2 separate regions of the Homo sapiens genome follow, and region 1 is linked to region 2. A link is an interaction called in ENCODE POLR2A ChIA-PET data of the cell type or tissue named here. Cell type or tissue: PC-9. All regions are shown on one strand. Links, peaks and the distances in the headings refer to the core of each region. The heading gives the core; the rest is flanking DNA. Region 1 overlaps YLPM1 (YLP motif containing 1). Region 2 overlaps TTLL5 (tubulin tyrosine ligase like 5).

Evidence for each region. ChIA-PET counts read pairs that join two places held together with the same protein. Peaks named below come from ENCODE experiments on the same cell type or tissue, not always from the same donor. Only the 100,000 strongest peaks of a DNase experiment are listed, where the experiment ranks them.
Region 1: POLR2A ChIA-PET joins it to region 2 with 7 read pairs; 1 of 35 experiments calls an interaction of 5 or more read pairs at or near these places.

Annotation. Positions count from the first base shown.
Region 1 is chr14:74,800,586-74,812,733 of GRCh38, forward strand. YLPM1 (YLP motif containing 1) reads left to right here. Exons shown (of 21, transcript NM_019589.3): 6 at 1,971-2,091; 7 at 8,795-9,212; 8 at 9,325-9,417; 9 at 9,640-9,835; 10 at 11,035-11,153; 11 at 12,043-12,148. Among named protein-coding and RNA genes, the nearest start is that of YLPM1, 43 kb to the left of the region's middle. In PC-9, for the core only: CTCF peaks have their summits at 3,824 (motif pointing left) and 4,024; a DNase peak (open chromatin) is centred at 3,776.
Region 2 is chr14:75,871,749-75,883,896 of GRCh38, forward strand. TTLL5 (tubulin tyrosine ligase like 5) reads left to right here. Exons shown (of 32, transcript NM_015072.5): 30 at 10,937-11,154. Among named protein-coding and RNA genes, the nearest start is that of TGFB3, 100 kb to the right of the region's middle. RefSeq lists a silencer at 4,269-4,358. In PC-9, for the core only: no CTCF peak of the experiment used is centred there; DNase peaks (open chromatin) are centred at 4,373 and 7,473; H3K27ac peaks cover 2,714 bases.

The sequences.
Region 1 (12,148 bases), core at 1,704-9,703, 1.1 Mb before region 2:
TCAATTCTGGTTTACATTTGTGGATCTTAACAATAAATTATAACTTAAACTTTAGAACTAGGAAAGAAAAATACGGTGAAGAAAAGGTAATGATGAAAGACCAGATACGGCAGGTTTGTATGGTCTATAGCTAAGAGGTTTATTTTTTCCAGATTACTCATGAAGAAAATGTGGAAAGCATGCTATAGAATATTTAGCTACTACACTATTCACTTTTAAGTTATAGACACCTTTAATTTTAACACCTACCGTGTAACTGGGCACTTGCTAATAATTGAGTGTATATTATGTCAGTCTGTCTATCTCAAAGGCCTGCAAAGATAAGGTAGTATTATCCCCACTTCACAAATGACACTAAAGTTCAAAGAGGTTAAGTTCCCTTGGCTAGTAAGTGGCAAACCCGGCCTTTGAACTCAATCTGTCTAAAACTCTAAAATCTGTGTTATTTATGGAGAATACCAAGCTGATTGGTGTTGTTAAGCTGCCAAGGTTTCTTTTTTTTTCCTTTTTAAATTTCTTTTTAATTCGTTATTGCTTTGCATGGTAATGCTGGATAAAAGGTGCTGCTGCTGCTTCATCCTTTTTTAAAGCTTTCTAGGCAACATGAACATAATTAAACAATATATAGGGAGTGATGGATAATGTCATAGCCGAATACAAGTCGTTTATGTTGTGTCAGTGTAAAGTCGTAAGGAGTATCATAAGGGATGTGATGATGGGATTTACCTGAGCAGTAAATAATCTTACACACTTGACCCTTACTTTGTGGTCCCTCATTTGTGGACCCTCATTTGGGTCACTTTAATGTAAGGAGAAAATTGTAAAAGGTCTTAAGAAATTGTAGTGGATTTTACCTATGTTTAAGGTAGGCATTGTGAAAAAAAGTAAAAGGAATTTCGTCAGTTTAAAGAAAAAACCGAAGGATTACATAATTATCTTCAGGAATATGAAATGTTGTTTTTAAAGGTATAGACTGACAGTTGTTCTCACCATCTACAGCAGGGGCCATAAATTAAAATGTCCCCAAGAATCAGATAACAAAAATGAGTGAAAGTGGGCCAAGTATAACTCTGTAGAGTACGGTGAAGATTGTGACAGGTTGTTTCATCTAACATGGGCAGCCTCTACTGCACTCAGCTGATTGTTGGCATGTGGGAATGTAGGCCTGGTGTTACCATATCTCTTTAAGATTTGAATTTATATATGAAATATTTTGCTTTGTAAATATGACAGCTAATTTCAAATTTTAAAAACTGATGTGAAAGCCACATTTTGAAAACCTTTTTAGGCCATATTTGGCCCATGGGCCACCATTTTGCAACCTCTGGTCTAAAGAGTTGAAAAAAATAGGCCGGGCGTGGTGGCTTACGCCTGTAATCCTAGCACTTTGGGAAGCTGAGGCAGGCGGATCATGAGGTCAGGAGTTCGAGACCAGCCTGGCCAATATAGTGAAACCCCGTCTCTACTAAAAAAATACAAATAATTAGCCGGGCGCGGTGGTGCATGCCTGTAGACCCAGCTACTCGGGAGGCTGAGGCAGGAGAATCACTTGAACCCGGGAGGCAGAGGTTGTAGTGAGCTGAGATCGCGCCATTGCACTCCAGCCCAGGCGACAGAGTGAGACTCTGTCTCAAAAAAAAAAAAAAAAAAATAGCAAGAGAGCTTTTGGTTGGATTAAAGAAAAACATAACAAGTAGATGAGATAGTAGAAAACAACTGAGGCAGGTTGTAGAATCTATTCTTGAATATCTTCAATAATTTATAATTATTTATATGTCTTAAATGACTGATGAGTTAGCTACATAAAAGCAAAAGAGGGTAATCCTGGAGCTGCTCAGTGTATGGCCACTGCAGAGAATTTTAGGACAAGGATTTTTTAGGTCTCCTTTTTTTAATTAAATATTAATTGTAGTCACTTAGGAATGGAATAAGCATGCTTTATGTACTATGTCAATTTTATTTGTTTGCAGGGAACAGAAAGAACAGCTTCAAAAGATGAAAGACTTCGGGTCTGAGCCACAGATGGCTGACCATCTACCACCTCAGGAATCAAGATTGCAGAATACATCTTCAAGACCTGGAATGTATCCGGTATGGGAGAATGTGTGCTCAGAAAATGAAATGGTTTCTACTTTGTATGTTTCTATGTTGTTTGATTTTTTTTAGAAGTTGAATAAATAACAAATTTCCTCTATAAAATGTAAATTTTGGAAACTTAAAAGTTTATGGTAATTGAACTTTGAACACCTTAAAAGCATGTTCAAAAGTGTGGTAGAGATGCTCCTTTTCCCCAGATTTTGATAAGTACACCAAGTACACCTGAACTACATAGCTTCTGTTCACAAAATGGTAGAATTTTTCTAATAATTTTTATGTTAAAATAGTCCTGTTGGCTGGGCATAGTGGCTCACACCTGTAATTCTAGCACTTTGGGAGGCTAAGGCGAGAGGATTGCTTGAGCCCAGGAGTTTGACACCAGCCTTCGCAAAATGGTGAGACCCCTATCTCTACCAAAAAAAAAAAAAAGTCCTGTTTTCCATCTAGGCAGGGCTAGATGTGGGCCTCGTGATGCTTCCTACCTCTTCAGGCTACTAGTCCTTCAGATGGGGAAATGTCATACCCCAGTACATACTTCAGAACTGTTCAGGCAGTATGAAAAGGGGTGTTTATGTTAAAGACTTGAGTAATTAAGTTCTCCTTTTTTTCCCAAGAGCATGCCAGGACTTCTTTTATTTTTGTTATTTTACCTTTAAGCCAGTAATGGGCTTTTCAAATGTTTAAAATGTTATCTTGCAGGTAGTTTTATGACAGCATAATGAAGAAAACAGCTCTACTGAACCTCTACTGAACCATTTCATCAAATTAACACTTTTCATTTCTCAGTGTTCCCTTCCATCCTGGTCTAATACTTAACAGTAAGACATAGTTGTTGACATCAGTGACCACCATGGTGTTGTTGACTCCCCAGATCGGATCTCCTGACCTTTGTACGCATCTACCTGTCTGCAGGGTTTCTGTCTGTGGATGTGACTCCTGTCAAATGCAGCATATTCAAAATGGGGCTCGTTATCATACCCCATTAAATTGTCTTTTTTCCTCACCATCACCTAGTCACCCTAACTTGAAACCTGAAAATCAACCCTCCATCTTGCTCCATCTTGCTGATTTGTCCTACCCTGCTGCTGATTGATTTTACCTCCTTTGAATCAAATTCTCAAGTATAATTACACCCATTTTAAGCCTATAGTTCGAGTTTTGACAGATGTATACCAAAAGATAAAAAAATTCTCGGCCAGGCGCGGTGGCTCACACCTGTAATCCCAGCACTTTGGGAGGCCAAGGCGGGTGGATCACTTGAGGTCGGGAGTTTGAGATGAGCCTGACCAACTTGGAGAAACCCCGTCTCTACTAAAAGTACAAAATTAGCCGGGCGTGGTGGCGCATGCCTGTAATCCCAGCTACTAAGGAGGCCGAGGCAGGAGAATCACTTGAACCCGGGAGGTAGAGGTTGCGGTGAGCCGACATCGCGCCATTGCACTCCAGCCTGGGCAACGGGCGAAACTCCATCTCAAAATCAAAACAAAACAAAACAAAATTCTCATCACCCTAAAAAGTTCTCTCATGCCCTTTTGAGATTGGGACTACCCCTATACTCCACTTCAGGCAGCGTCGATGTGATTTGTGGCCAGATGGACATTTTAAAACAAATCTCACCATGTGGCTACCTGGCTTTAAAACTTCAATGTTCTCCCATGCCTTCAGGATGAAATTTAGAATCTCTTGCATGACTTTCTTGTTCTTCCTGAGCTGGCCTGACCTCTGCTGACCATTGCTTGCTACTCCACTCTCTGATGCTTCATTTTCCCTCCACATAGAGCTACTTAACAATTTTGTGAATGTGCTAGATTCTTTTACTTCTTCATTCCTTTGCGTATGCATGTTGTTCTCTAAGCCTAGAGTCTTTTCTTTGCCTTCCCATCCCCTCCTGCAACTGGCTAATGTTTGTTTATCTTTTACAACTCAGCTCTACTATTTTCTCTTCCACCTATGTAGGGCAATTACCCTTGTACATACCCTGTAACATCTTGTACTAGTCTTTGTTGTCATCTTTATTATGTTGCATTTTGAGTGTCTGTTTTCTTGTCTTTCTTTCTAAATTGAGTCCATAAGATAATAACTATATCTTTCATCTTTGTGTGTCTTAGTAAATAGAAGCGCCAGATTGTACATCCACATTTCTGCTTTATTTGCTTAACAAATCATAATCATCTTTCCATATTGTTATATGCTATATTATTTTTTGATTTACAATAATTTATTGAATTAATTCAATTTCTGTTGGAATTTGTTTCTAATCTTTCACTGTTATTCTTAATATTACCCTAATGAATGTCTTTGTATTGGGTTCTTATTTTAGATAACTCCTTTTCTTTTTTCCTTTTTTTTTTTTTTGAAATGGAGTCTCACTCTGTTGTCCAGGCTGGAGTGCAGTGGCATGATTTCAGCTCACCGAAACCTCCACCTCTTGGGTTTAAGCGATTCTCCTGCCTCAGCCTCCCAAGTAGCTGGGATTACAGGTGCCTGGCACCACACCTGGCTAAATTTTTTGTATTTTTAGTAGAGACAGGGTTTTACCAATTGGCCAGGCTGGTCTTGAACTCCTGACCTCAGGTGATCCACCTGCCTCAGCCTCCGAAAGTGCTGGGATTACAGGCATGAACCACCGCACCCGGCCAATAACTTCTTAGGAGTAAGTTTTATGTTTTTGTTTTGTCTCTTTTTTTTTGCTCTGTTGCCTGGGAGGCTGGAATACAGTGGTACAATCATAGCTCACTGGAGCCTCAAACTCCTGGGCTCAAGTGATTCTCTCACCTCAGCCTCCTGAGTAACTGGGACTACAGGCACACACCCTACGCCTGGCTAATAATAAAAAAAAAAAATTGTTAGTAGGGACAGGGTCTCGCGTTGTTGCCCAGGCTGGTCTCGAACTCCTGGGCTTAAGTGATCCTCATGCCTTGTCCTCCCAGAGTGCTGGGATTACAGGTGTGAGCCCCTGCACCCAGCCAACAGTGATTTTAACGTCCCAAAGTGGGACACTTCAGTCAAAGAATAAGCATACTTTTTTTTTTTTTTTTTGAAACGGAATGTAGTCTGTCACCCAGGCTGGAGTGCAGTGGCACAATCTCAGCTCACTGTAATATCCACCTCCCGGGTTCAAGTGATTCTCCTGCCTCATCCTCCTGAGTAGCTGGGATTACAGGTGCCTGCCACCATTCCTGGCTCATTTTTTTTGTATTTTTAATAGAGATAGGGTTTCACCATGTTGGCCAGGCTGGTTTTGAACTCCTGACCTCAGGTGATCCACCTGCCTCAGCCTCCCAAAGTGCTAGGATTACAGGCATGAGCCACCACACCTGGCCCAGAATAAGCATACTTTTTAAATGATTCCTGTCACATAGCCAAACAGCTCTCTATAATAGTTGTATAATGGCCGGGTGTGGTGGCTCATGCCTGCAATGCCAGCACTTTGGGAGGCCAAGGCAGGTGGATCACAAGAGGTCAGGAGTTCCAGACCAGCCTGGCCAACATGGTGAAACCCCGTCTCTACTAAAAATATAAAAATCAGCTGGGCTTGGTGGCATGTGCCTGTAATCCTAGTTACAGGTGAGGCTGAGGCAGGAGAATCGCTTGAACCTGGGAGGCAGAGGTTGCAGTGAGCCAAGATTGCACCACTGCACTCCAGCCTGGGTGACAGATCAAGACTCTGTCTCAAGTGCATCACCTGAGGTCAGGAGTTCAAGACCAGCTTGGCCAACATGGTGAACCCTCGCCTCTACTAAAAATACAAAAATTAGCCAGGCACGCGCCAGGTGGTGCGCACCTGTAATCCCAGCTACTAGGGAGACTGAGGCAGGAGAATTGCTTGAACCTGAGAGGTAGAGGTTGCACATAGCGCCACTGCGCTCCAGCCTGGGCAACAAGAGTGAGACTCTGTCTCAAAAAAATATATAAATAAATAAATGAAAAAAAATAATTGTATAACATCTATACTATAGCCTCGTAAGCATTAGCTACTTAATATTTTTGGTATATTTAATAATTTTAATACAGCATTTTTGATTACTAGTGAACATGAATATTTTCCCATATTTGTTAATTATACTTTCCTCTTACAGAAATTCTGTTTGTGTCCTTCACCCATTTATCTGTTTGAGTCAGGTTTTTTTTTTTTAAATTAACTCATTATCCTTAATATAATATAGATATTAACCCTTTCTCATATAAACAATAATTTTAAAAAATGTATCTTTTACTTTCACTATATAGAATGAAGAAAGCAGTTTTTAAAAAATTTATAAGTATACATCTATGAGATCTTAAGATATTTAAAACTTGTCTTGATAGATCTACCCAGACTGAATAGCTTCATCCTATATTGGCATTTTCTTGACAAAGTTTACCATGCCATACTTTAAAAGTTTACCTTTAGGTAATAGCCATTTGTCTTTAACTGTAGCCAGTAGTTACCTCCAGTCAAATAATGTTCCTTCTGTATTAGTCAACTCCATTTTATTATTCAGAAAGTTTATTTTTAAAGTACTGTGTATATATGGGCAAATATATAAATAATGTATATTGTGGGCTCTCCAGGATCTAAAATAGCGTCAATAAAGAAAAAACATCCTAGAATAACAGAGAAGTAAAAAACCAAAACAAAACAAAAAACAAAAAAATAAAACCAAACCAGCCAGACACAGTGAACTAAGAAATGGGAAGTAAGTGTTTGAATCACACTTACAAAGATTAAAATAGAGACTAGGCATGGTGGCTCACACCTGTAATCCCAGCACTTTGGGAGGCTGAAGCGAGAAGATTACTTGAGGCCTGGAGTTCAAGACCAGCCTGGGCAACATAGCAAGACCCCGTCTTTACCAAAGAAAGAATAAAAATAAAATGTATTTGGCAACTGGGTTTCAATATTGAGTAGATAGGACCAATTTGCTAAGAAGTCCTACCATCTCCATCATAGACATTTCTGATGGTAACTGGTGATGCTTTGGGAAAACAAATGGAAGGAGGGCACACAACAGTGGCACTCCTTAGATTACTAGATGTTCATTTAGTTTATTTTGTTGTTTCATAGTACTCATGTTCTCTGTTGGTCTCAGCTTCACCACAGATGACTATTGTCAACCAGATAACTGAAAGGAACAGAAGTGTGGAGGCTATCTAGGATTTCTCTCACTGAAAATTTACTGTTTTTGTGGAGGAGATAGGTCTCTAGAGTAGGAAGATAGTTCTTATTTATTTATTCATTTCTCTCCTTCCTGCACACTGAGCATAGGAAGATAGTTCTTAACCGAGGGTTATAAATCAGAATTATTCATGGAGGGTTTTTTTAAAATTTTGAATTACTGGTGGGACCCCACCTACAGAAGTTCAGTAGATTTGGTATTGGCCTGGGACATTTGAATCTTACGTGGCTACCACCCTAATTTGGAGTATGGAAATTTTAAAACGTTTTCATTACCCCTGTAAGATCACTGCACCAGTTTACAGTTAGTTAATCCTCATTCCTACCCCAGTCCCAGCACTTTCTGTCTATATAGATTTGCCTTTCTGGGCATTTTGTATAAATGAATTATATAATATGTAGTCTTTTGTGTCTATCTTCTTTTCAAAGTTTACCCATGTTGTAGCATGACTCAGTACTTCATTTCTTTTTACTGCTTTTTAAATTTCTTTTTATTTATAACCTGTTACATGAATATACCACATTTTGTTTAACCATTCACCAGTTGTTGGACATTAGGGTTGTTGAATAGTACGGCTATGAATGTTTGTGTGCAAGTCTTTGGATGGACATATGTTTTTATTTTTCTTGGATAGATACCGAGAAATGAAATTGCTGAGCCATATGATAAATTTATGTTTGGCCGGGTGCGGTGGCTCATGCCTGTAATCCCAGCATTTTGGGAGGCTGAGGTGGGTGGATCGCCTGAGGTCAGGAGTTCGAGACCAGCCTGACCAACATAGTGAAACCCCATCTCTACTAAAAATACAAAAAATCAGCTGGGCGTGGTGGCGGGTGCCTGTAATCCCAGTTACTCAGAAGGCTGAGGCAGGAGAATCACTTGAACCTGGGAGGCAGAGGTGGCAGTGAGCTGAGATCGCGCCATTGCAGTCCAGCCTGAGCAACAAGAGTGAAACTCCGTCTCAAAAAAAAAAAAAAAAAATTGTGTTTGACTTTTTGAGAGAAATTGGCAAAGCATTTTCTATAGTGGCACCATTTATTCCCACTAACAATCTAAAAGGGTTTTTCTTTCCTATATCCTTGCCATCATTTGTTTTTGTCTGTCTTATTAATTATAACCATTCCAGTGCATATGAAAATGGTATCTCATTGGGATTTTAATTTGTGTTTCCCTAATGACTAATGATGGTGAGCATCTTTTCATGTGCTTATTGGGCATTTATATATTTTCTTTGGAGAAATATCTATTCTCATCTTTTGGCCATAGTTTTTTTTTTTTTATGATTTGTCTTACCGAGTTTAAGTGTTTTGTATATTCTGAATTCAAGTTCTTTATCAAATATAAGATTTGCCTATGTTTTCTCCCTTTCTGTGGCTTGTCCTCATTTTTTTTGATGGTATGTTTTGAAGCACGAAATTTTGAATGAGTCCAAGGTGTTAACTTTTTTCTTATAAATTGAGAACCAGATTTTAATTTCCACTGATCTATAAAAACATAGTGGTATACTTGTCCACTAAGCTATTTATTCTGTTCTCTAGCCTCCAGGGTCGTATAGACCTCCCCCTCCTATGGGCAAACCACCAGGTTCAATTGTAAGACCCTCTGCTCCACCAGCAAGATCATCTGTTCCTGTGACCAGGCCACCTGTCCCAATACCACCACCTCCACCTCCTCCACCTCTACCTCCTCCTCCTCCAGTGATAAAGCCACAAACTTCAGCTGTAGAACAGGAACGATGGGATGAAGATTCTTTCTATGGGCTCTGGGATACAAATGATGAACAAGGACTGAATTCAGAATTTAAGTCAGAAACTGCAGCAATTCCATCTGCTCCAGTATTACCACCCCCACCTGTTCACTCTTCCATTCCCCCTCCTGGCCCAGTGCCTATGGGTATGCCACCAATGTCCAAGCCACCACCAGTACAACAGACTGTTGATTATGGCCATGGCCGAGGTGAGTAATGATAGTGCACTTGTATTTGGGATTCTACAGGAATTGTTAGCTTCAGCTTTAGCTTTCTCTAGCTTCACTCTTACAGTACTTTATCTCTGATTTTGTTTACCAGATATATCCACTAATAAAGTTGAACAGATACCTTATGGAGAAAGAATAACTCTACGCCCAGATCCACTACCTGAAAGATCAACTTTTGAGACAGGTAGGATTCCCAGAGAGGTCAGTATTTTTAAACATTTTAGGGCCTAATTATCACATGATTTTCCTTTTGGTGAGATTATCTGAGCCTCCATTTAATACAGCTAAAAGATTCTTAGTTGAATTTATGGCAAAAATTTATACCAGCTCTGAAGTTAGATTTATAGTTTTCTGCTTTTATTTCTATAAAAGGGATATAGTTATTTTGTACTAATTGTTTTTGTAGAGCATGCAGGCCAACGTGATCGTTATGATAGAGAAAGAGATCGTGAGCCTTATTTTGATCGTCAAAGTAATGTCATAGCAGATCATCGAGATTTTAAAAGGGATCGTGAGACACATAGAGATCGAGACCGGGATCGTGGTGTTATTGACTATGACCGGGATCGATTTGACAGAGAACGCCGACCCCGAGATGATAGGTATGCTATAAAACAATCTTTGCTAGGTGTACAAATTACTGTATACTTAACAGTAAAAGTTTAAGAGAAATTTAATAAGTAACATATTCTTCTCATGCATGTGTATATGTAATTTGGAGGGGGAAGAACAATTCTGGACCAGTTTTCAGGAAAGTAGGTCCTTGACTTGGTAGCTTGAATTCCAGAGAATTAAATGGGAGATGGAGATAGCCAGAAGGGAATGGAAATGGTATTGTCAATAAAGGTGCAGTCATACTCAGTAGGCAAGCAATTTATTTTTGCAATTCATGAGCTTTTTATTTATTATTATTATTATTATTATTATACCTAAGGGCATTCTGGCAGCCAGCCAAGGAAAAGGGAAAGGGGGGCAAGCCCATGAACTATTTATTTATTTATTCATTACTATTTTGTATGGAGACGGGGTCTCTCTCAGTCTGTCACCCAGGCTGGAATGCAGTGGCGCAGTCTCAGCTCACTGCAGCCTCCACCTCCTGGGCTCAAGTGATCCTCCCACCTCAGTCTCCTGAGTAGCTGGGGCCACAGGCATGTGCCACCATGCCTGGCTAATTTTTTTTTTGTTTTTGATGACGATGTGGTTTCACCATGTTGCCCAGGCTGATCTCAAACTTCTGAGCTCAAGTGATCCACCTGCCTCGGCCTTCCGAAGTGCTGGGATTATAGGCGTGAGCCATCATGCCCAGCTTTCCCATGAACTTCTTAGATGTATGTATATAAAGTAAATCTAAATGAAAAAGCAAAGTCAAAATGTAAATATTGGCCGGGCGTAGTGGCTCACGCCTGTAATCCTAGCACTTTGGGAGGCCAAGGCAGGTGGATCTCTTGAGCTCAGGAGTTCAAGACCAGCCTGGCCAACATGGCGAAACCCCATCTCTACAAAAAATAACAAAAGTTGGCTGGGTGTGGTTATGTGCACCTGTAGTCCCAGCTACTCAGGAGGCTGAGATGGGAGGATTGCTTGAACACTGGAGATCAAGGCTGCAGTGAGCCGAGATCACGCCACTGCATTCCAGCCTGGTTGACAAAGTAAGACCCCAATCTCAAAAAAAAAAAGTAAACATTTACTGTGTGGAGTACCTTCCTATAGAGAAAATTGGGCAGTTAATGCTGTTGCGTTATAAAGCAGAGAACCCCAAATATTTTTTATTTGCTGAAGCGCTTCCTATTACACCTTCTAGAGCTCAGTCATATCGAGACAAAAAAGACCATTCCTCATCCAGAAGAGGGGGTTTTGATAGGCCATCCTATGACCGGAAGTCTGACCGACCAGTCTATGAAGGACCATCCATGTTTGGAGGTAGAGTGATGCCTTATTAACTACAAGGATGTTGAGAATGTAAAGCATGGGAGATGCTTTCCATTGTAGCTATGAATTTAAACTTTTAGAGTAAAACGTATTCACAGATTTCTTAGAGCTGGTGGCATTGTCCTAAAAAATAGCAGTGTAATTAATGAAATAAAGCATGTTTATTTTTAAAACAAAGTAGAATCAAAATTACTGATAGTCTCACTACCTACCATACTACAGCTATTATAATTTTGTAGCTTTCCTCTCATTCGCTCTTTACAGACATATTTATGAAGTTGTAATCAAAGTATAATAATACAATTTCTTTATCGTGATTGTTCTGATTGATATTGCACCATACACATTTTTCATATGTAAACCTATTTTATTAATGGCTCTGTGACATTCCATTGAGTGGATAAAATATAAGACCAAGACCCTTATTCTTAGTTATTTAGGTTGCTTTTAGTTTTTCACTGCTATGATTTACACTTAAACTAGAAACTCATACCTATTTTTAGGAACAGGCTCTCCTAAGATGGTATAACTCTTACTCTTAAAACCATAAAGCAGAAGTTACAGAACTTAGGACTATCCAGCAAAGCATTTATTATTCTTCCATGTCCTGTTGCTTAACTTTCCTACATTTAATACAAACAAGGATGAATTCAGTGTTTTGCAGAACATTCTATTTGCCTGAAATCATACTTAAATCTTCTCATTTTCTTGACTTCAGTAGATTTTACATTACCTTAAATTTTCTCTAATTAAAGTTAAAAGTGGCCCCAAAATCACTGGACTTGGTTTGAATTATATTACCTTAGGATGTGTGGGGAGAGTTGAATTTCAAAATAATTACTCTACAAATAGTAATTTTGTTCAACTGCTGGAATCCTAGGAGAACGAAGGACTTATCCTGAGGAGCGAATGCCTCTGCCAGCTCCTTCACTGAGCCACCAGCCTCCTCCAGCTCCACGAGTCGAGAAGAAGCCTGAATCAAAGAA
Region 2 (12,148 bases), core at 2,612-10,611:
TCCATCCATCTGAGATGGTGGCAGCCAGGGGAAAAATACTTAATGAATATGTGACAGTAAGGTCTGTATAAGATATGCACAGTAAACCAACCATGTGAGATCCTGGGCCAAACAAAACAAATTATACATTTGAAGACAGAGACAAGTTAGATGTTTATAACCTCAAAGTTGTAAAGGAAACTTAGAGATTGCCTTTGACTAATTATTTCATTTTAGTAATCAGGACACATAAGATACAGACACGTTAGGAGAACGGGGCCCTGATATACAAATAATTTCTTATAAGTACTAACAAATAAAAGTTAAAACACACAATTGAAAATGAAGCAGACCTATCTTTATTTAGCCAGTTGAGCTTTCTATCTGGGGTCATGGCTGATCCTTTGATGTTATCTGTATACATACTCACACTTTCACTTTAACAATAAGTAACAAACATTTGCTTACAGACAATAATTTTTTTTCAAACTTTCCTTTCCTTCTCAAGAAAGAGAATGATCTTGGAGCAAGGTGAATGAAATTTGTCTTTATATACATCTGGTGGAAACTGGACACATTTCTACGTTTGCTTTAGAAAAGAGATATGATTTAAATAAATTTGCTTTAGATATGTTTGCTTTAAAAGGGAATCAGCATAACATAAATAAGAAAGGCAGCATAGTATAGTGAGGTTCTTAAATCATACTCCATGGGTTTGAATCCCAGCTTACTACTCAGTACCTCTGCAATTATGAACAAATTTCCTAACATTTTTTGTGCCTTGGTTTCTTCTGTAAATGGTGATGATGAGGAGACACAGGTCATATGGTTGGGAGGGATAAATGAGATAACATAAAGCACTTAAAGCAATGCCTGACCCATGATAAAAGGTCAATAAAAGGCCGGGTGTGGTGGCTCACACCCATAATCCCAGCACTATGGGAGGCTGAGATGGATGAATCACCTGAGATTGGGAGTTCGAGACCAGCCTGACCACCGTGGAGAAACCCCATCTCTACTAAAAATACAAAAAATTAGCTGTGCGTGGTTGCGCATGCCTGTAATCCCAGCTACTCAGGAGGCTGAGGTAGGAGAATCACTTGAACCCAGGAGGCGGAGGTTGCAGTGAGCCAAGATCGTGGCCATTGCACTCCAGCCTGGGCAACAAGGGTGAAACTCCATCTCAAAAAAAAAAAAAAAGTCAAAAGTTAGTTGCTCTTATAATTGTGTATCACCTTTTTTTTATCATTTAGGTAGAAAACATGTAAATGTATCCTCTTAACAATTTTTATGTATACAGCACAGTATTGTTAACTATATGCATACTGTACCACAGATCTCCAGAACTTTTTTTTTTTTTTTTTGAGACGGAGTCTCGCTCTGTCCCCCAGGCTGGAGTGCAGTGGCTCAATCTCGGCTCATTGCAAGCTCCGCCTCCCGGGTTCACGCCATTCTCCTGCCTCAGCCTCCCAAGTAGCTGGGACTACAGGTGCCCACCACCACGCCCAGCTAATTTTTTTGTATTTTTAATAGAGACGGGGTTTCACCGTGTTAGCCAGGATGGTCTCGATCTTCTGACCTCGTGATCCGCCTGCCTTGGCCTCCCAAAGTGCTGGGATTACAGGTGTGAGCCACCACGCCCGGCCCTCCAGAACTTTTTTATATTGCATGACTGAAACCGTACTCATTGAACAACTCCCTGTTTTCCTCTTTCCCATCCAGCCTCTGACAATCACCATTCTACTTTCTGTGAGTTTCATTACCTCATGTTGAGTGAAATGATTTTGTCATTAGATTCTTTTACTTAGCATAATGTCTTCAAGATTCATCCACGTTGTAGCGTATGACAGGATTCCCTTCTTTTTTAAGGCTGAATAACATTTCATTGTGTGTGTATACACATATACATACCATGTTTTCTCTTTTTTTAGTTTTTTTTTTTTAGTTTTTTTGGGTACTACATACCACATTTTCTTTTTCCATTCATTCATTGATGGACATTTAGGTTCCTTTTACATCTTGGCTATTGTGAATAATACATCAATGAACACGGATGTACAAATATCTCTTATGTATAATTTTTAACCGTAAATATACATGGCATTATGATGTCAACTTGGGGGTTTTACTTAAACCTTCCGGGCCAGAAACAGAAATTGATTAAAATGATATTAAAGAAAGTGTCTTAGGAGAAGCCCAAGGCTCATTAAGTATTAATTAGCACATTTTTAAAACTAATAGTTACTTACTTGAACAATTAAATATGGTATGCAAATTAATTTGTTCATAATTATTAGAGCTATGAGAAGAATAAAAAGCATGATTAATACCATGATTAAATGGTTATTCTTTATTTATTTATTTATTTATTTATTTATTTTTGAGACAGAGTTTCACTCTATTGCCCAGGCTGGGGTGCAGTGGCTCGATCTGGGCTCACTGCAACCTCCACCTCCCAGGTTCACACCGTTCTCCTGCCTCAGCCTCCTGAGTAGCTGAGACTATAGGCATGCGTCACCATGCCCAGCTAATTTTTTGTATTATTTAGTAGAGGCGGGGTTTCAACATGTTAGCCAGGATGGTCTCGATTTCCTGACTTTGTGATCCACCCGCCTCGGCCTCCCAAAGTGCTGGGATTACAAGTGTGAGCCACCGCACCTGGCCTAAATGGTTATTCTTTAGAATAATATCTGTGTAGATTATTGACATGTTTGTCCAAAGGCATAAATATCTTACAAACATAAAAAGGACAAGAAACAGCATTAGCATCAATTGTGAGCTAGCTTTTCATCGGGTGCAAGCTGCTTTCTCAAAGTAATCAAAGGAATGATAAGTAAATTTAATCCTTTCAGACATACTGATGAAATACAAATTGGTACAACCTTTCCTGAGAGCAATTTGGGAATATATGTTAAAAAGTTTTGAAGCAGAAGAATAAAGAGATTTCTGATCTGGCTATTCTACTTTGAGGAAATTATTTTAAGGAAATGATCCAGCATATGTGAAAAGGTATAGATAACATGATGTTTATCACAACACTATTCTTAAAAAGCAAAGTAAACTGGTAACAACCTGAATGTGTGTGTGTATATATGCGTGTGTGTGTGTGCGTGCACATGTACATATGGTATTTCAAAATGGAACTATAAGATTTTGGGGGTGCTTTTCTGTTTGTGACACAGAGAAAAAAAAAGACACTGGGGGCCTTTTTTTTTTTTTTTTTTGAGACGGAGTCTCACTCTGTCACCCAGGCTGGAGTGCAGTGGCGTGATCTTGGCTCACTGAAAGCTCCGCCTCCCGGGTTCACACCATTCTCCTGCCTCATCCTCCCAAGTAACTGAGACTACAGGTGCCCACCACAACGCCTGGCTAATTTTTTGTATTTTTAGTAGAGATGGGGTTTCACCGTTTTAGCCAGGATGGTCTCGATCTCCTGACCTCCTGATCCGCCTGCCTCAGCCTCCCAAAGTGCTGGGATTACAGGCGTGAGCCACTGCGCGCGGCCTATATTTTTTAACTCAAAAATCTATTGTGGGCTGGGCGTAGTGGCTCACGCCTGTAATCCCAGCATTTTGGGAGGCTGAGGCAGACAGATCACGAGGTCAGGAGTTCGACACCATCCTGGCCAACACGGTGAAACCCCATCTCTACTAAAAAAAAAAAATACAAAAATTAGCTGCGTGTGGTGGCACGTGCCTGTAATCCCACCTACTTGGGAGGCTGAGGCAGGAGAATTGCTTGGAGTCGGAGGTTGCAGTGAGCCGAGATCGTGCCACTGCACTCCAGCCTGGCAACAGAGTGAGACTCCATCTCAAAAAAAAAAAAGAAAAAAATATATTGTGAACATATTTACATATTTCCATAGCTTCAAATATAGATGTATCTCAGTGTGTCAATTTATAGCATTGATGATTGGTGAAGTATAATAAACCATAGTAGAAAAAATGCCATTAAAAACAGCAGTCTAGGTCTACGTTTATAGATAGGGAAAAATGCTCAGAATAGGTATTTGAATGAAATAAAAACAGGCTCCAAAACATCAGGTGTCATGTGATTCCGTGTTTTGTCAGCACACAGAAATACATGCATACATACATATAGAAAATAAGTTTGTATATGCATAGAAAAACATCTAAATGTTAACAGGTTATCTCTGAGAGCAGAATTATAAATCATTTTGAATGAACATTTATTAAAGAAATTTGTTTCAAAAAGAAAAACATCAGTCTGCCAACCTTTTTATGTATGTGTGTGTGATCAAACAGTGCTGGGCATTGAAGGAGATATGAAAGAAATGTAAAGCAAAGCAGAGTCTATGGTCATCTGAGTCTGAATTTGCATCAGAACGTCAACCAGTGTCTGATTGGTTTTGTGGCTAGATGAAGGTGTGGCTGCTAATAAGGGAAGGTCACCCATGTGATGTCTTAGGGCAAGGTGGTTTCACTGGCTTTTGTGGTCATGAACTGCAGCCCTAGTCTTAGCCAGCTGTGTCATAGCTACACTGTGCTGGTCAGGTCACACACTAGTCCAAGCTCAGTTTTGAGTATATGTGAATATCTAGTTGTAATTATCTTCATTGCTTCTTAAATGTTGGCAAGTACAGTTAATTTAGGGACTCTCTGAAGAATCACACTGATCTCAATTGGTTAGTGAACAATAGTTTCGAAATTTTTCTGTCCAGGTAAGCATCTGTCTTTGTATCCTTTAGAGTAGGTCATTTGAGGTAGTAAGAACCTCCTTTCCTACTCACTGAAGGAGGGGGAGCTTCGTAATTGGTTTTAGAAATGAGAGGATATGTTGGAAGGCTTCCGACACCTTTGACAGCTCCATATCCTGTCTCAGGTATTTGTGTGCTTGGTCTCTCTATATGAAGAGGAGCAACTTCTGGATTGCTGTCCCATTCCTATTGGAGTCGTAGTACTGCCCAGTGCTTTATAGCAGCACCAGAAAAGTTGTACTGTTTCTCTTGCTCAGCACCCAGTCTTGTCCCAGCCGACAAACACTGTGAATGGAAGACAGCCAAGAACTCCATACAGTGTGAGACAAAGGCCTTTTGGAAGCTTACTTTTGCCAAAATAGAAACAGTTACTCTCACTCTCACCTTGGCTGCAAGGTTTTTACAGCATCACAGGGTTGCATAAAAGTCTGGATGTGTTCTTTGCTCTGAACAGTCTTGGCCTGATTCTAGGAAGGTGAGTGATTAGTAACTTACATGCTCAAGAAAATGTACCTTCTCAATAGTTTAGCTTCCAGAGGGAAACGGACAAGAAATGTCTTTGCATATGTCATGGGAATTTTATCCAAATTGGGACACAATCTAATGTGGGGAGAATACTGCATAGAAATGTTTGCTTGTCTTAAATTAGAGTACAAGGGTCACAAAGAGACATTAACCTACTCAAATAGAGAGTAGCGTTTGCCTACTTTATCCCCCTTCATTCTCAAAAAATGAATTTACAGAATTATTTCACTACAAAGAGGCATCCAGCTCTGCTCCATCACCAGGAAGCCTGAGTGAAGGCTAAAAGGAGTGTTTTTCTGGAAGGAATTAAAAAAAGAAAAAAGTCCTCCCAGAATTTAATCTCTAAACAGTATTATCTTTCTAGTAAGAGAGCCCAGATCTTGCTTCCCTGGAACCTTCCAAGTTGCAGTCTGTGTTCTGTCTATCAGAAATTTTTCCTTCCCACCCATGAGCACCCTTCTGTTGTGGGAGAAGGAGGGCCTTTCCAGTCTTTTGCCTGGGGCCAAGCCAACCCTCAAACTGTGGTTTTTCTCTGAGTCTTCTTGCTGTAGTATGGCTGTTTCCCACACCCAGCAAAGAAACAAGAGTCATGTATATGCTGAGTGTATGTTGACTAGGTCTTGAGTGGAGGCCAGTGCTTACACAGCTCTCTCATTCCCAGGACATTGACTAATGATGGTGCAGCTCCTATGCCTGTGTTGTTAATATTGTATATCGAAACCTCATGTTTCTTACAAATTATTAGAGAGAACTTCATCTAATTCTTCTGTCCTTTTATGAATGAATATCAGGACAGAACAATTCACATGATGGAGCAGTTCAGTTGGTGGGGCTGTAGGATTGGGGCCAGTACAGGACTCTCAGGGTGCCTGGAGAGGCTGATTTCTGCTGCTAGTTTACACACAACCATTTATATGTCTGCTTTTAACATTGTCTGAGTGTGTTCCTGGGTTTCTTCTTATCAGGTTTGATTGCTTTAATCCCATCCCACTTAGCCTTGGCTTTGGTGAAACACCTGGGGACTTGTCTACATTACCGACTCTTTGGAGTTTCAGATGGCATGCAATTATAATCATTTCATTATCCGTTCAGTGTATTACAGTATAATCACCAAACCACAAGTCGCAACCTAGAGGCCTTTTACTGTATTTGGAAAGAGTGTCTGCCTTCTGTTGTTGTATTGAGGCTTAGGCAAGCTTGAATCTGTGGTAGATTGAGAATTATTTCTAGTATCAGTTAAGATTCCGTTTGGCTGCTTATAACAGAACCCTCTCTACCACCAATAGTTTAATTAAGTTAAAAGGGTTTTTTTCCCACATAGTTAGAAATCTAGAGATAGGCTCTTGCAGACTTCATGGTGCCATCAGAAACCCATGCTCCTTCTGTCTTTATTCTCTGCAATCCTTAGCAAATAACTTTTACCCTATGCCTATCCACCTCTTGCTAGATTCCATGCTGTAGGTGGGAAGAAGAACAGGGAACATGAAAGGGCATAAGGTGTGCACCAGCCGAGTCTGCCCATTTAAAGAGCTTTCCCAAAAACTGCACCCAGAAACTTCTGTTTCCATCTCATTGTCCAGAACATATGGCATGTGTTATCCCTAGGTAAAAGAGAGGTTTAGAAATGTATTTTCTTTAGCTGGGCAAACATTATGACCCAAACAAAGTCAGAGTAGTAATATTAAGAAGAAAGGGAGAAGCGATTTTATCTAGGCAAGTGGCAGTCTCCTAGGCAGTAAGTTCTCCTAAATTATTTTATTTTATTGTTTGAAGTGAAAACTAATCTTATATAAAACATCAGTATCTAAGGTCCTACCATAAATTTTGCATTTAGGAAGGTGTGAAGTTATTTTTGTTTGAGATCTGCAGAAGGGCTGACATATTTTGTGTCTGAGTATGAGTTGGACACAAATAACACACTAGGCACTGTTTAAAGTCCAGAAAATGGTCCTTTTACAAGATTACATCTGGATATAAATACACATTTGCCTATTTTGTTGTGTAGGAATTTAGTTTTTGCTAAAAAAAAGATGAATAGTTGGGATTGGTGTTTTTATTTTTAATTTTTAATTTTTTCCATTTATTAAGCACCTTTCTACTAGTCACTGTAGGGGAAACTAAAATTAATCATATATAAATTCAGCCATTTCCAGTGTGAATCACCCAGAAGGGAGAAAAAGTACACACGTAAGTGGCTATAATACATGGTAGAATGTACTGTGATGAGTCATACAAATACATTTTTCTAAGCATTCAGAAGAGGAAAAGATTATTTCTGCCAGAGAGAATTGAGTAAATATGATCTGGGGAGCCTAAACATATGTTTCCGTTTTAAGAATTTGCTTTCACAACTAGTGAGTGTCATAAGTCTGGAAAAATATCTTGAAGAAATGCATAAGCAACTGCCATTCACAAAGGATTACTGATAGGTGGACTTCGCTGTCATCCCATCCTTTAGTTTCTCAGTAGAACTGAGGTAGGTAGAGGTTTGGGAAGGAATGGAACATTTGTTGAGTGCCTACTGTGTGCCTAGGTCTTTGCTTTATTTCAAGAAATCCTTATTGAATGCCTAGGCTAAGGTTACCTACATGATGACCTCCAAAAATCCAATGAAGTAATTTTTTTTAATTAAGCTCCTCATCTTCTAAAGGTGAAGTAATTTTAACTGCTTATGAGACAGCTCTGAGAAGTTAACTTGAAAAGATCACCCACTTTGTAAGTGACAAGGCCTACATTTGAGCTGAGGTACATTTGACCGCAAGCCATGTCTTTTCCATTTACTCTGGGTCTCTCTGCCTTTCATTGATGACCTAATCTGCTTTTCTAGCCAGTGTTGAACAGTTAATTCCTTCTTTAGCCCAATCTAATAGGAATCCTATACCCAGCTGGTTAAAACTTGGGCTTCACTTGGGTATCTTGATTTGTACTCACAGATAATGTATTACCTGCTTAAATGTTACTGGAACTAGACTTCTTTTGTCTTTTAAATAATTAGTTTATTTTTGTAATAAATAACTATATGCACGCAGTATGAAATTCAAAAGATACAAATGACATGTAGTAAAAAGTTAGTCTCCCTCCTGCCTTGACCCCTAGCTAACCAATTCTTCTCCCTGAAGGCTACCAGTTTTTTGTGTATACTTCCAGAATTGTTCTGTGCAGATACTAGGAGAGAGAGAGAGAGAGTGTGTGTACATACATATATAGATATATATGGTGTGTATGTATTCTTTTTAAAAAAAACAAAAATAGGAGCTCACTAAACTCACTGTTCTGAACCTGCTGTTTTCACTCATTATTTCATTTGTATTTACATGTTTCAGATTTTGGGGGAAAAAATTATGAATTTGAAAATATAGTTGTCACCGTGGCAACATTTATTGAATAGATGTTCTTACCAATGGCAGTTCCCTTACAACATTAAATATATAATTTAATAAAGAATATTTTGATTTCCAAGAGCTCTTAACTAACAACATTTTATCCCCTCCTCTACTACTCACCCAGGGAATTTCTTTATGGATGGCTCAGTGTAGAACTGTTCTTCAGCCCTCATTCTGATTTTTGGTCTCTTCCCATCTTGAATGAGGCACTTCCCAAACACTCCTTACACCTAACCTCAATTATTAGGATGTAGTGGTGAAAATAGAAGCCTGGGGCAGCCTGTTCCTGTGTCCCTCTTTACTTCCAATTGAGTTTCTCACACAGATTTTAAGGCCCTCAAATATGGAAACAACAGCTGCAAAGAAAGGGTTTGTTGTAGACCCTGTCCCAGAAGGCTGCCTCCTGCTGGAAGCTTTGGTTCCTTGTCCTGAGGAGGCCTGCTTTAGCAGGGTCAGGGCTCCTTGATTCTCTTGGACCATCCGGAAACCTCCCCATGTGTACATGCTCAACAGTGCTGCCCTCCTGGCTTTGCCCATGACCTTGCATCTGTCTTTGTTCCTCTTCCCCCCGCTTTTTTTGAGACAGGGTCTAGCTCTGTCACCGAGGCTGGAGTGCAGTGGTGCAGTCTTCACCCTTTGCAACCTTCACCTCCCTGGCTCAAAGGATTCTCCCACCTCAGCCTCTTGGGTCGCTGGGACTACAGGCAGGCACCACCACGTCTAGCTAATTTTTGTATTTTTTGTAAAGACAGAGTTTTGCCATGTTGCCCAGGCTGGTTTCGAACTCCTGAGCTCAGGTGATCCACATGTCTCAGCCTCCCAAAGTGCTAGGATTACAGGCATTAGCCACCGAACCTGGCTTTGTCTTTGTTCCTCTTCTGTGGATCAGAGATGGAGAAAAATTGTAGCTCTTCACTTTCTCCCTCAGGTGGTTTACACAGGTTGGGGACATCTCAGTCAGATTGGTCTGACTGAAAATGCTCAGACCCTTTACCTCTGAAATCTCTTTGTTCTTTGTCAAGCATCTCAGTGAAACACATTTACTCCACACAAGACCCCTGGATCCCCCTCTCATATCTGCTTAGCCTACGACCTTTGACACATTTCCTGAAAATGAGACATTTTATGTCATGCATATAGAAGGGTTGGTGAACATTTTACTAAAATTACCCAGTTCATCTTTTAAATCTGAAAAAATAAAATTCATAAAGGGCAAAAATAATACTAGCAAACTCTGTCTAGAAGATGAATATTTCCTAAGAGCATCTCATATTATTTCATCCTGCCTCACCATGAGTCCTTTACATGTTGTAGGTACAAATGGAAATCAATTGCCAGAAATTGTTTTAATAAAAAATACTATGTATTTTGTCAATGATGTTATTTTTCTCTTAATATTATTTCTCATTTAAAGTTTTTACAATGCATGTTGAAAGCAGTATTAATAGTATTGAAAGACTAGTAACAAAATTGAGACACAAAAAGACCATTTCTAATGAGATAAATAAGTTGTAAGAACTTTTTAAGCATCTACTTGAAGGAAGAATACTTTTACATCCTAATTATATATGTTGACATTTGTGATGTTTAGATGGTGATTTTTAGGTCTTTATTTATAGGCTTACCCTCTGAGCAAAAATATCCATTTGTCGATTGTATTCATGTAACTAGCATTTGTATAGTAATTTTACTTTGAAAGCGCTTTCAAATGTAAAATCTTATGTTAATCTTTAGGTCAACAAAGTGTTTCTAGCTAGAATTCTAAACTAGCCCTCAAGATTATAACCAGGCCTGGCTCATGGTTCCTGTCGCAGGAACCTCATCTTTCTGTATTGCTCACCATGCCTTAGCCACACTGACTCCTCCCCTTGCCTCCTGCCTGCAAACTTTCTAGAGGAGCTCAGAGTTTTGGATTGGGCAGGAATCAAGTCAAGCTGCAAGACAATTTTATTCTGTGCTCTATTTCTAGTACTTCACGCCTCGAAAGAGACATTCATTAAAAAAGTGTTGAATTTAACAATGATGGAAACTACACTGAGAGATCAGATGCTTTTCTAATTCACGCATGTGGACCAACACTTAGTATCGCAGGTGCCCTGATTCCTAGCCCAGTGTACTTTCAACAAGACCATTTCAACAATCTGCTTCAAAATATTCCCCTTCTCTGAATCTAGAGCTGCACTGGCAACATTAGAGAAGTTTTTCCTTAAAAAAAAAATTAACAGTTGTCCTTTTCTTTTTGCCCCTTGACAGGATTACAGACTAGTTACATACAGTAAATGGGTTGTGAAGGTGATGTCCATCGATCATTTTTTTCCTTTTTTTTTTGTAGGCAATCTTTGGCAGCCAGACACTACCTAACTCCAATTTATGGACAATGAATAATGGTGCAGGTTGTAGAATTTCCAGTGCCACAGCTAGTGGCCAGAAGCCAACCACTCTGCCACAAAAAGTGGTACCACCTCCAAGTTCTTGCGCCTCCCTGGTTCCCAAACCCCCACCCAACCACGAACAAGTGCTCAGAAGGGCAACATCCCAGAAAGCTTCCAAGTAAGTTTTTTTCTGTTCAATTTCTACTGAGTTTTATCAGTTCTAAGCTAATAGTACTCTTTATTTATTACTCTTCAAGACCGTTCGTACTGAAGTACTGGAAACAAGAACACCTGCTGGGAAATAAAGGCTAACCCTAGTTCTCAGCGTGGGCTACAAATTAGAATCACCCAGGGAACTACTGAAACAAGCAGATGGCAGGGCTTTACCCTGTGGGAGGGACAGGCCCTGCAGAATCAGATCTTTTCAATTTCATATAAAATTCAACATCCTGCTTCCCCTTGGTTTGTTCACTTTTAGGCATTTGAAAGGGGAGATACAGGATTGAGATTTCATCTAAGAGGATAATATAACTTCATTGACATTAGTCACCAAGCTCTGTGTAGCAACAGTGTTTTTAATACCTTTTGTAGTCTACCTGTTTACACCAAAAAGACATTTCCTTTCCTGAGTCAAATTTTTGTTAAGTCAAAATCCTTCACTGTATCTCCAGCCACTTTTTAGCCAGTGAACTAGAAATAGATTGGTGAAGAGCGTTGGTTCTAGCAGCCCTTCTTCAGTTTAAACTTGGGGAACTTTTAGAGATGTCTGGAAGAGGCACGCATTGCCTGCTGTGTTTTTGTGTCGCAGACATTTGTGTATTTCTCTTGCTGTCATTGAGGCTTCTCATTCATTTGTCCTTCGGAAGATCAATATTAGTTGTGAGAAGAATCCTAAAACATAGAAAAAGTCATTACTGTTTTTTCCTCCTTGGATGGTAAATCAAATTCTGGATTTAGATAGAAAACAATCCCTTGTGGCTGTTTTAATTATATTGCTGCCATTATTCATTTATCCAACAAATATTTATTCAGTGCCCACTAAGTACCAAGCGCTGTTCTGGGAAGAGCTGGCATTGTAATGACTGCAGAACTCTCTGGAGTAGTAGGAAAGGGCAGTAGGAAGGCTGCAGTTTGTGGTTGAATGCCAGTAGCAAAATAGGAAATGTGTGCCT